2 separate regions of the Mus musculus genome follow, and region 2 is linked to region 1. A link is a contact called in ENCODE Hi-C or POLR2A ChIA-PET data. All regions are on one chromosome and are shown on one strand. The core of a region is the stretch at or near the end of the contact, and the rest is flanking DNA. Distances in the headings are between cores, read along the strand shown. Region 1 overlaps Lrp11 (low density lipoprotein receptor-related protein 11). Region 2 holds the start of A630066F11Rik (RIKEN cDNA A630066F11 gene).

The links. A loop is a pair of places that touch in the nucleus more often than their neighbours do. ChIA-PET counts read pairs that join two places held with the same protein, here RNA polymerase II (POLR2A).
Region 2: a loop to region 1 is called in a map of gastrocnemius, with 2.2 times the contacts of the local background. The contact joins the promoter of A630066F11Rik here to the enhancer-like site in region 1. A Hi-C loop is called at or near these places in 2 of 37 maps with a recorded cell type or tissue (both gastrocnemius). POLR2A ChIA-PET finds 5 or more read pairs at or near these places in 5 of 5 experiments (Patski and embryonic stem cell).

The regions. Positions count from the first base shown.
Region 1 is chr10:7,621,147-7,627,109 of GRCm38, reverse strand. It overlaps Lrp11 (low density lipoprotein receptor-related protein 11), which reads right to left. Exons shown (of 7, transcript NM_172784.4): 7 at 2,342-3,480. The coding sequence ends at 3,326. Among named protein-coding and RNA genes, the nearest start is that of Gm16254, 15 kb to the right of the region's middle. Within about 2 kb of position 3,056, at least 1 of the 3 ENCODE cell types and tissues checked has a DNase peak (open chromatin) inside an H3K27ac peak, as active enhancers do; it is gastrocnemius, where a contact is called at or near this core.
Region 2 is chr10:7,661,127-7,667,089 of GRCm38, reverse strand. It overlaps A630066F11Rik (RIKEN cDNA A630066F11 gene), which reads right to left and starts at 3,719. Exons shown (of 1, transcript NR_030698.1): 1 at 2,467-3,719. It overlaps Pcmt1 (protein-L-isoaspartate (D-aspartate) O-methyltransferase 1), which reads left to right and starts at 3,482. Exons shown (of 8, transcript NM_001347228.2): 1 at 3,482-4,015. The coding sequence starts at 3,787.

The DNA.
Region 1 (5,963 bases), core at 1,807-4,306:
CAGTCTAGTTTTTTTAGTCACATAAAATGATAACAGTACCAACTGCCATTGGACAATAAAATTAAAATAAAACTTAGATGGGCTTAAAAAATGATAACACTATAAAAGAGCACTCGAAGCAGCCTTTATACCCAACAGTTTTTCCTAAGCTGTTTTGTAAATTGTTTTTATATTAAAATTAGGTTTTTGTTTTGTTCATACACAGGGTCTGTGTAATCCTTGTTAACCTGGATCTGCCTGCCTCTGCCTCCCAAGTGCTGGCTTTACTTCACCACCTGGTTAAAATTGCATTAAACAGGACTATACTTGGGATCTCAATGTTCCAATGCCACAAGGGGCTCTCTGACTTCAGCCCATTTCCGAGACACCTGCTGTGGATCTTAACTTTATTTCTGCAATCTTTGGTTTCCTGCTTTGCCAAGGACTCTTAACAGCATGTAGCCCCAGAAGTCACTGTGACTTTCTCTCTTTTTTGCACAGTGTCAGAAAAGAGACTGTGTCAGAAAAGTCACTGTGACTTTCTCTCTTTTCTTACCCACCTAGGGTAAGAGCTAGGAGAATAAAGCCACAGGCAAGACGTTTGAAGCCAGTTAAGCCAGTGTCATGAGGCCGCTTGGGAAGAAACCACTGTTTTCCCCTTGGTAGAGCAGGTCTTTGTGAGAAGTCCTCACTGAGGTTTAAACAATCTGAAGCTGTACAAAACTTGGGGTCCAGAAGCATAAAGGCTGTTGTGCTAGGAAGTGGTAACACCTAACCAGAAATGGGGCCTAGACATGAAGAGGTGAGGGGTGACAAGTTACAACCCCCTGTAGTCTCAGCAGCTCAGGGTCAAGGCTTATATTAAGAGTGCCCCTGGGGTGACTCTGAAGGAATTCATGAAGGGAAAGACTCCATCTGTGAGATGTTTACATGAGCAATCCAGTCAAAGCCTCCAACAGATAGACTGCCTTGGACAGCCATCTTGTTTGGATTGAGGGAAAACTACAGGAAAAGAGCAAAATCAGCAAGTTGATGTGACAAAAGAGCAAGGGGGACAGACAACTTCTCAGTCATTACAAGAAAGAGAGGGGGAAAGTTCCTACCAAAGAGACTATATCTCGGAAGTAAATGACAATCAAATATGGAAGGTGGGGTACCTTGTCTAAGAACCAAGCTTCTGGGTAGGCCTTAGGGAAAGGCTGTGATGCAGCTTGTTAAAGAGGTAAAGTGTCCTTTATTTTTATTTATTTTTTTAAGATTTTATTATTATATCTAAGTACACTGTAGCTGTCTTCAGATGAACCAGAAGACGGCGTCAAATCTCATTACAGATGGTTGTGAGCCACCATGCGGTTGCTGGGATTTGAACTCAGAACCTCTGGAAGAGCAGTCAGTGCTCTTACCCGCTGAGCCACCTCTCCAGCCCCAATGTGCCCTAAGTCACTGACAAGACGACTCTTAGAGGCCTTGTCCAGCTGGAGATAAGGAGCACCAAGTAGGGCCTGATCTCCAGCAGACTTCATGTGGCTTGGGGTGACTCACTTTCCTACAACCCTCAGGGTCCATTTGTGAAAACAGAGTTGGCATGACTAAATCCAAATACTAGAGTTTGGGCACATTTAGTAATCTATAATTTATAAGAAAGAATTTTTTTTAAAGGCATAAGAATAAAATAGTTTATTAAAGGACTGGTACATACAAGGCATCTTTTCTCAAGTACTTCAAAACAATAGCAATACTAGATTGTAGATAACTTCTTTGTATATAAAAGATGTGCAGAAAGAAACATGCCTTATCAGTTTCTATTTACTGGGTATGGCTATAGGTGACCTCTATGAAAATGAGCCGCACAGCATCACAGAGTGTAGGTAAGTTCACTCAACATTCATCTCTCAGACTGCTACTGTAACATTTACACCATTGATTAGCTCTAAATAGTCAGTAAGAGGCTGGAGTTAGAGTCTCAAGAGACAAAAGCAAACATTTGTTTTTCTAGAACTACCCTTTGATTAATACATTTCAATAGGTTATATTCCCTCACCAAAATCAAACCCCTTGTTAAAGGAACCACCTACTTTATATTGAGTCTAAACTAATGAGACTACAGTGGTTTTTAGTGTTTTGTAACGTTTGCCACTCAGGGTAAAGAACTAGGAACATCATGATTATAAACAGGCACCACACTGCAGTCCCCTCAGAGTAGCCTCTAGAGTATACAACCTGGCACTAAGTGGTGATGGGAAGGTCTGCCTTTACTGTCTACAAACTTAAAGGTGTTAAGCTGGATGCCAGTTTCCTGCAAAGGGGAACTTGTGCAAAAGTGCTTTCTGCTCTGGAAATACATCCTGACATTAGCTGATTGTACATTATAACATTTTAATAACATAAAGAACAGTGAGGGCTGGGGTGTAGATCAGTGGTAGAGCACTTATCTAGCCCAACCAGGCTCCTGGGTCCCACCTCCAGCCCTGCAAGACACACGAAGGGAAGCATCAGGACCCATTCCATTGAAAAGCCTGTGATACCTGGACATGGCAACATGTTTACAAACACCCAGACATCACCTTTTGGATTGATAATTCGCACGTTTTTTCATCAGAAAGGCTCATGTTGAAAACCAGTGCACATGTAAAGCAGCCACACCGCTCCATTCCATGAAGCAGCATTGAGTAGATTGTCCTTACGAATCCCACGGCTGGGGTTCTATTTGCTTTTGCCTGCCAGGTCCCTCTCCTCTGCTGCCAGCTTGTTCTCATTTCATAACCACCTACAGTTGCCCCTAGCCAAAAGGGATTCTTCTAAGGTCAGCCAGGTGTGGCAGCTACCACCTTGGCCTGGTCAGAAGCATAGGGTGGGGCTGGGTGGAGAACCTATATTCCTCCCCTGTGGGACATCACTGATCTAATCAGCATGCTTATAACATCCAGACAGACCTGCCATTGGTAACATCTCACTGAGGGTAAATTCACTTAAGATCCTTTTTCAGAGGTATTTAGCAGAGGAAAAGAAAGTGTAGCTCATGAGAACTCAGTGGAGAGAAGAGAGCCAGAAGATAAGAAAGCTGATAGGGGCCAGCAGTTGGCACCTCACAAATAAAAGGCAGGACTTCCATCTGTCACCTTGTCACATGCTGACTTTCTGTCTCAGCAAACAAGCTTCAGTCTTATGAATTCCTCTCTACCTTTGAAGACATTGTACATCCCAGGGAAATTATTTCATGATAAGTCAAGGCTTGTGTTTGCACTGTCTTCTAGCACAGTTTAAAACAAAACATCTTAATGATAGAACCCAAAGAACAGATTGTGAGTGATAGCCATCCTTGCCCCGAGCTGCTTAAATAGCGTTGTTACAGATACATCCCATTGATGAGGTAGTCCGATTCCTCAGATGTAATGGGCCGGGCTTTCTTGAGTTTCTGCTTCACCAGTCGGAGTCGGCATGTCACCATGAGAAGCAACAAAACAGTGATGGCCAGACCTAATGCCAGAGGTAGCACCGCACCTGTGCAAGGTTTGGAAAAAAAAAAAAGTGACAGTAAGTGATTGGCAACAGTGATTGCTACTGGCTACTATGTGATACTTGGCATGCATTAATTTACCCTGTCTGAATAGCTCCAGTTGATGCTAGTTTTACTGTTGCTTTTTGACAAAGGCACAGGGAGGTTAATTCCCCTGCATAGGTCAAGTCTTAAACCAAATTCTTTACAAATTGTTCTTACAATTTTTTTTTTCTTTACAAAATTGGCATCAGGAGTAGAGCCACTGCAGTGACATCATCCTTATCTCCAACTATAGTAGAGACTGTGACCATGAGAAATGTTTTCATTATCGTCATACATGACAGTTATGGCCAGACATGATCATCTTCTCATTAGCTGTAGTCTAACTCCTGATTTCTGGTTCTGGTAGAGCTTAAGATATTCACTTCCAGGGTATCATAGATGGCTCAATAGTTAAGAGCACTTATCTCTCTTCCAGAGGACCCAGCTTCAACTCCCAGCATGCACTTGGCAGCTCACAACCATCTGTAACTCTAGTTCCAGGGATCTGATGCCCTCTTTTGGCCTCCACAGGCACCAGGCGCTTGTGTGGTACCCCATATACATACAATTAACTTTTAACTTTTTTTTTTTTAATCTAGGGATCCTACTATCCCCCAGTAGACCATTTATTGAAAACTAACCTTAAATATGCTGGGATATTTGGTCAGCCCTAAAACCAGAGGCATATAGGCAACACTAAACAGACTAAGCAGATTGTATTTATGCAAGGTGTGCGTGCGTGTGTGTGTGTGTGTGTGTGTGTGTGTGTGTAAAACAATAATAAAAAGAGTCCATGAACTTTCCAGGGTTAGGGGAAGCATTTGAGAAAGGGGAGGTAGGGACTAATGTAATTATATTCTAATTAAAACTGAAAGTGTAAAGATCTGCTGGTGTAACTTTGGTTTCCCATGGGGCTGGTCCTAGGTGTCAGACCAGAATAGCCTGCAGTCTTGCAGAGTCTTGAAGGGGCATGGTAGATCTGTCTCCAGTCAGGCTCAGCAGCAGCTTCTATTCTTAGTCCCCTCCACACTTGAGTAGGGCCAGGTTGTGATGACATGGTGACACTATTTTTAGTTGCACCTTCTTGCAACTGGGCAAACTAGAGGAGCCAACATATCCGCGTGCAGTTCGATTCTGAAACATTTCATTTTGCTTATTTATTCTGTGCTCATTGATAGCTTTCCATGTGCCAGACACTGGCCTAAGTGCTACCAATCAAAGATAAACATTTTTTTTAATTGTTGCTCACAAAAATACCCAGCCCCAAGGATATACTAAGTGCTAGCTTTATAGCTGAAGTAACTCAACCACATGAGCTGGTACTAATGTTGTGCCCACATTACACACAATGAAAACTGAGGCATCTAATTCCGTGTCACCTGTGGTCTAGTCCCTACAGTGCTGATTTCCCTATCAGGGATGTGAGAACATATCTGAGTAACTTAAATCTGAGTAGACAGACATTTAGTAGAAAGACTACAGTGTAATACTGTTACAACAACAGAGTCGTGTCTGCCTGTAGGGAAGGAAGACTTTGCCCGAGTGACTTGGGTCTTAAGTTTGTTACATGTGTTTGTTCTTGAATACATGTGTATACTTTGGAGCATTTTCTGATTAACCTGCCTATAGGACTGTAGTTCTCAAATTTCCTAATGTTGAAGCCCTTTAGTACAGGTCTGGGTATCTGCATGTGGGCGGACCTGCCTGTGGTCTCACATATTTCCGATGGCCTTAGGTGACTCTTTCATTCAACCCCAAAAGGGTTGTGACCCACAGGTTGAGAAACCACTGTTGTAGAAGAGTCCAGCAATGTCCCCTGAGGCTCCTCTGTTATCTGGTTTAGGTATCTAGGGGCTGTCAGCACAGAGGCCGTGGCTGTTGCAGTGAACATGAGATCAATAGATAGAAAGGAAGATCCAGAAGACCCAACAGGAGCAGGCTCCATGGACAGGAGTCAGAGGACAGAGACAGGAAGGCAGCAGAAGACACTTCACGGAGATTGGTTGGGGAGCGAGGGATGCTCGACAGAGCATAAAGGCTCCCAGGGTGGGCCCTGGGGAGTCCGCTGGATTAGCAAATGGAAATTTATTTACAGGAGACTGGGCTATTGAATGTTTTGTGCACAGAAAAACACCCGAATGCTTGCAGCCACAGAGGTTATGAACCCGTGGAGAGAGGGAGACTAAGAGATGACCACAAAATACAGCTGAGGAGATGGCTACATCAAAGAGAGGCGGTCATGGGTGGGAATGCCCTTTTCCCATAGGAAAGGAAGAGAGGGTGGGGCAGACAGAACAGTCTGAGGGTAGCTGAGGAGTTCCCTCCAGACAGCCTTCACTTTAGGCACTTAAAACTGATCCCAGATACAGCTGGCCTCATCTTGACCTGGAGCTGATTTCACACGAAAGGGCTTTTTAAACTGCAGGTTAATAGCAGAACACCA
Region 2 (5,963 bases), core at 2,470-4,969, 39 kb before region 1:
TTTTCTTTACAAAATTAGGGTTTTTGTTCTTTTAAATGAACTTTATTATAAAATGTTGCAAACAACAACAAAAACCAAAATTAATCTGACCCCAAAGACTAAACAGCCCAATGTACTTTTGTACTTTTAGCATAGTCATTCCGAAGCTGTGTAGCTCCATATTGGATTTTATACTTTTACTATCTAGTATATATTTATTTTATCATCAAATATATTTTATGCAATTATCAACCACCAAAACAATAAAATCATTACAGATTTAGAACTCAGGAAACAATTACCTTTAATATTCTTTGATAACTAATTTTTTTAAAAATTATTTTTAATTTTTTAGAAGAGATTCTAAAATCTTATTTTATGTGTATGAATGTTTTGTTTGCACATATGTATGTGTGTGTGCTGCGTGTGTTTATGCCTAGTGGTAAGGCCAACAGAGGGGACTGAAGTCCCTATAACTTGAGTTACACAAAGTTATGACCTGCCTTGTGTGTGCTGGGAAATGACCTCAGGTCCCCTGGCGGAGCAACATGTCTCCAGCCTTTAAACACAGCTTTCTTCTTAGTATTTTAATTATTCATATGTATGTATGTATTTGCATGTGTATATGTGCATGTGAGGCCTGGTGCCTGAAGACCTGAATGTCCTAGAGTGGAGTTAGAGGCAGGTGGGGCCATACCCTTGTGAGTGCCGAGAAGCCAACTCTAGCTCTCTGCAAGAACAGCAAATACGTTTTAACTGCGAGCCATCTCTCTCGCCCTGACAGAGAAAAATCTAAGAGTAAAAATTAAAAAAGAATGCAGGGGGATATATCTTGTGCCAGTCTATGCCCTTCGTTGTACTTCACTGAACATAAAAAAAAAAAAAAAAAAAAAAAAACAAAAACAAAAAAAAAACACTTTAAAAACCCTTAGGGCTGGAAGGATTGCTTAACCACTAACAGCACTTGTTTCTTCCACAGGGCCTGGATTGGTTCAGTTCCCAGCATCTACATCACCAGTGGCTCACAACCATCCATTGGTACACATAAGGTGCACATACATACATGCAGGCAAAGACATTACCGGGAACGGTGACACATGCCTTTAATCTCATCACTCTGGAGACACAGGCAGATCTCTGTAAGTTCCAGGCCAGCCAGAGCTACATAGTAAGACTCTGTCTCAAAAACAAAACAAAACACCCATATGCATAAAATAAACGTATAAAAACTTTCAGCCTCCTCAGCTAGGACTGGGTGTGTAGTTCCGCATTAAAATTATAGGTCCTGAGTCATACCTCTAGTAACAAGAAAAAGGACCCTTAAATTACCCTGGAAGTATTTTCATTAAGGTACCAAATTAATATCTTCCTCTTCTGATTCAAAGTTGACTCACAACAGTAGGAGGAGTCTGGAATTAGAATTTGGAACTCTAGTTTTATCTTCACAAAGATTTATGTGTATGAATGTTTGCCTGCACATACATGTGTGCACCACACGCTAGCCTGGTGCTCAAGAAGGTAAAAAGAGGGTCTAGGATTCCCCCTGGAACTAGGGTTACAAAGGATTGTCAGCCACCACGTGGGTGCTGGGAATTGAACCCAGTATCCTCTGGAAGAGCAATCAATGCTCTCTACTGCTGACCCATCTCTCCAGGCCGTTCGGCTTTTTTTCTTGCTTTGTCAACCTGGTGAGTTCATTTAGACACATAATTAACAATGAGTTTGCTGAGAACTGTGTCACTCGGCAACTTCCCATTCCTACGGTATGTCTGTGCTCTTGGTAACTCCTATGATATTCCTCCACTCCTATTTTGCATAATCTTGTCCACCCTTCAAGGCTCAGTACCCATGTGTACCTTTTCCTGATGGCTGCAGTCTGCGTTGTTCTAGCTAAACCCAGTAGCACTACTATCTAGGTCATTAATGGCACTCACAGTTATTTATTTTTTCTTTTTTTTTCTGCTGTTTGTTGTTAATGGTGTGCAAGAGGGAACCTAAGATCTTCCACTAGTTAGGCAAGACCTCTGCCACACCCCAGCCCAGTGGTGTTCTAATCAGATTTCCATGACTAGGATGTAAGTTCTACAATACAAGAGGAAAGACTTATCAGTATTGCTATTCTCCTTTATATTATAGGAGTTCCAAACTGTGTTGGCTGTTTCTTTAAAAGGAGTCATGATGTGAGAGTTATTAGATTATAAAGAGCTTGAGGGTTTGTTTTTTTTGTGTGTGTGTGTGTGTGTTTCGAGACAGTGTTTCTCTGTGTAGTCCTGGCTGTCCTGGAACTCACTCTGTAGACCAGGCTGGCCTCGAACTCAGAAATCTGCCTGCCTCTGCCTCCTACGTGTGCCACCATGCCTGCCCCCCCCTTTTTTTTTTGAGCTTGAGGATTTTTGTTTTGTTTCGTTTTCCAGCAGCAAGACTGTTACCCAACCTGGCTATTTCTTTTCCCCATACAAAATGCCAGTCACCGAAATGATAGGTTTTGCAAGATAGAATTTATGAGGTGACCAATCATTTGAAAATGGAGAAAACAAGGTCATCTCTGGACCACTTCACCTAAGCTGAGGTTGAGTGATATTTATGGACTGAGGAGCAGGAAAAGGTATTTGGATTAAACTCATCAGATGTAAACATCATGACCCATACAGAAAAGCAGTCAGATGAAAGTACCTAAGCACAAGGAGATTCTAATGAACTTTTACACTCAGACTAGAAGAGCAGGTGGTACTGGGTAGGAAAAAAACGGACGGTCTAAAACTCATCGCTTTACTCTTAATGTTGAACAACACTGACATTTATAGTTAGTTACAGGAGTCATGAAAATAGGTGATAGACATTTCAGGTTGGATGCAGGTTGAGTGTTGCAACTGATGAAGTTTGGTAAGAACTGTAATTTGGAAATTGCTCCTGACATCACAGCACAGCATAGGTGTCTTATCTTCGTTTCCTTCCTGAAAGTTTACTGGAGTCATGGCTGTGTCTCAGTTCAAGTTAGCACACGTTGGATGCGGCAGACAGTGTTTCCTGTCAATTCTTAGAATGTTGCAGAGATGAAAGCAGTAAAATTGGTGTCCAGTCTAAGGATGGAATTTGTGAGCTTAAGCTGAAACTCATACTTGGGTAGGAAGAATAACACTTCCACCACAGGGTACTGAGCTTATTTTGTAACCAATTATAGCTCTCGGCTACTTTTGCTCTTAACCAGGGAAGCATCCCTACCCCCAATTCCATGTCACGGTATTCTTCCACCTTGAATTTATGCCTTCAGAGCTGAAAACAAACCAGAGCCTCTGCTTCATCAGGACCGTGCTGAGACATAGGCTAGTGGACTTCGTACCTGAGAGGCCCTTTGCCCTTGGGCTCTGTTAAAATGATTATTTTGGCCCCATCCAGAAGCCTTAGGTTAGTGCACCGGGTTGGACGAGGCAAGACGGAGTCAGCACACCATCTAGCAATCTAGACAGCCATAGGAGCAGACCGGCCGCTCGCAACAGCTGACGGAGTGGCGATTGCGGAGCCCAAGAAGGCGGCACACGTCGGACCCGCCATCCCGCATCAGCCAGAGCCGCGGCTAGGAAGGAGCCTCATCACGCAGAACACCAGCTCGCCGGCCGCAGGACGGAGGCAGGTGCAGGCCTCAGGAAGGGGAACTGAGCAGCGTTCGTTTGTGCGACCTCGCTGCGGCCACCGAGCACTGGTTATCGCCCCCGCTCGCTACTGGGCTCCAGGACTCCCCCGCCGCGGGCCCCGCCTGGCCGCACCCCGGACTGCGCGGCGTCACAGAGCGCATGCGTGCCGCGGGGGATGCCGGGAGCGCGCATTGGCGGCAGTGGCAGCGACGGCAGTAACAGCGGCCGCTCGAGCGGGGACACCAGCGGGGCGGTGACCGTGTGGGAGGTGGTCTCACTCTTGGGGAAACTGCTAGGGACCGTCGCCGCGCTGAAGGTGGTTCTGTACCTGCTCCGGGTGTGCTTCGCGATGGCCTGGAAATCCGGCGGCGCCAGCCACTCGGAGCTAATCCACAACCTCCGCAGTAAGTGCCACCCCCGCCCGGCGTGGGCCAGGGAGCAGGGCCGGGCCTGGACGCTGTCCCCCCCTGACAATCCGGAACGTTCGGTCTGCACCCCTGCGCCTGCTGGAGGGCGTCGCAGCGCGGTTGCACCGGGAGTTCGGAACGCCGTGCGTTTTTGCAGTCTCCTCTCCCGGGACCTGTCACTCGGCGATGTGGATGGGAAGAGGGTAGTAGCCAAGAGGGAGCTGCTGCGGGTGGGACACGGGCAGTTGCCTCCTCGCAGGCTGCGGGGGACTGGGTGCGGCACAGGTGGCGGGGCTGTTGCTGGAGTCTGCGGTCCCACTAGCGAGGGGCGTGACTTCAGGGTGGGGAAGTGCAGGCTTGTTTCTGGTGACTGGACTAGCACCGAGGGGACACCACCTTCGGCCTACGGGTTCTCTCACTGTTCTCGGTTGATTCCCTGCAAGCTTTCTGTTTTCTGCCTCCCCCGCCCTCTGTTTTTTCCTTTGGAGGGAGATGCTGCTGTCTGATAGCAAGGGGAGGGGAGAGGAGGTTCCGACTATTGCGGTTGCTGGGAGCAGTTTCTCAGGTTGCTGTCCAAAGTATAGGCCCTTGGGGGGGGGGGGGCGGCGGGGGAGCGAGGGATTGTCAGAGCATGCTGCTCCTAAGAGACTTTGTTTGGAGTCTTTGAATCCAGCAGACCATTGTGTGTATAAAATGTTCCAACTTTTTTTTTCAAGAGTGTTCATTGGCTTTTAAAAGCGCGTTTGAAAAGTTTTTTGTTTTGTTTTTGTTTTTTTTTTTGTTTTTGTTTTTTTTTTTTTGTTTTTTTAAAGAATAGCATTTTCTGTAGTCACTGTATTGCTTCCTTTGATGATAGTTTCAGGATAGAATGAATGCTGTGTCACTTTCCTTTCTAAATTGAAATAGTGTTGTTGTCTGGCTCAGAGACCAAGAAGAGCTGCAAGTTCATAACCTCACCCTGATCAGAATTCACAGCTTCTTTTGCCACCAATTTTCAAAAATAATCATAGTCTGCTGGGTGATGTTTTTAATTTTCTTGCGACTTTTCTTTTCTCTTCTTCTTTTTCTTTTTCTTTTTTTTTTTTAAGCCTTTGAGGTATTTATCTTACTTCTCAACTCTATTCATAATCACCGTGAGGGCTGGAACGCTAAACAATGGAATTTTCTCAAAGAATCAATAGTCATCCCCACCCCCACCCCCACCCCCACCCCTCCCAGGAATGCCAATCCCCTTTGCATTAAATGCTGAGATCTATGTAAGGTACAAAAAAGTGAATGAGAGCCGGGTTTGGTGGCGCACTCCTTTAATCCCAGCACTCAGGAGGCAGAGGCAGGCGGATTTCTGAGTTTGAGGCCAGCCTGGTCTACAAAGTGAGTTCCAGGACAGCCAGGGCTATAAAGAGAAACCCTGTCTAGAAAAACAAAAACAAAAACAAAACAAAAAAAAAAGTGAATGAGAGAAATAAGTAGGACATTTGGTACTTAATATTAATCATCACATTTTAAGAATCATAGTTAAATAGACATTAGATGTTAATGAAAGGCAATGAAGTATGTTTAGATAGCTAAATGTTATCAAACTTTGTCAACATTCTCTTTGTAGAAGTATATCTGAAAGCAAATAGATATTTAAACACTGAGGCAATAGTGTAAAGTGTTGTTTATGTTCTTGTGGCTTACACATAAGCCCAGGATTAAGAAATGTTCTATAAAATTTGATAACATGAGCTAAGTGCCTCCTATTGCAGCATAAAACATTCTGAACATGAATTTTGTGACTAGGTAATTTTCCCCCTAAGAGGTTATCACAGTAGACACTTGGCTGTGGTAGACATTTGTGATCTGTCAAGCTTTTAAAGTCTCTTTTGTAGCCAAATTTGTGGTAACCCAACACTAGATCTTTTCCAAGTGGTCTTATTTTTATTTATTTATTTATTTTTAGTTT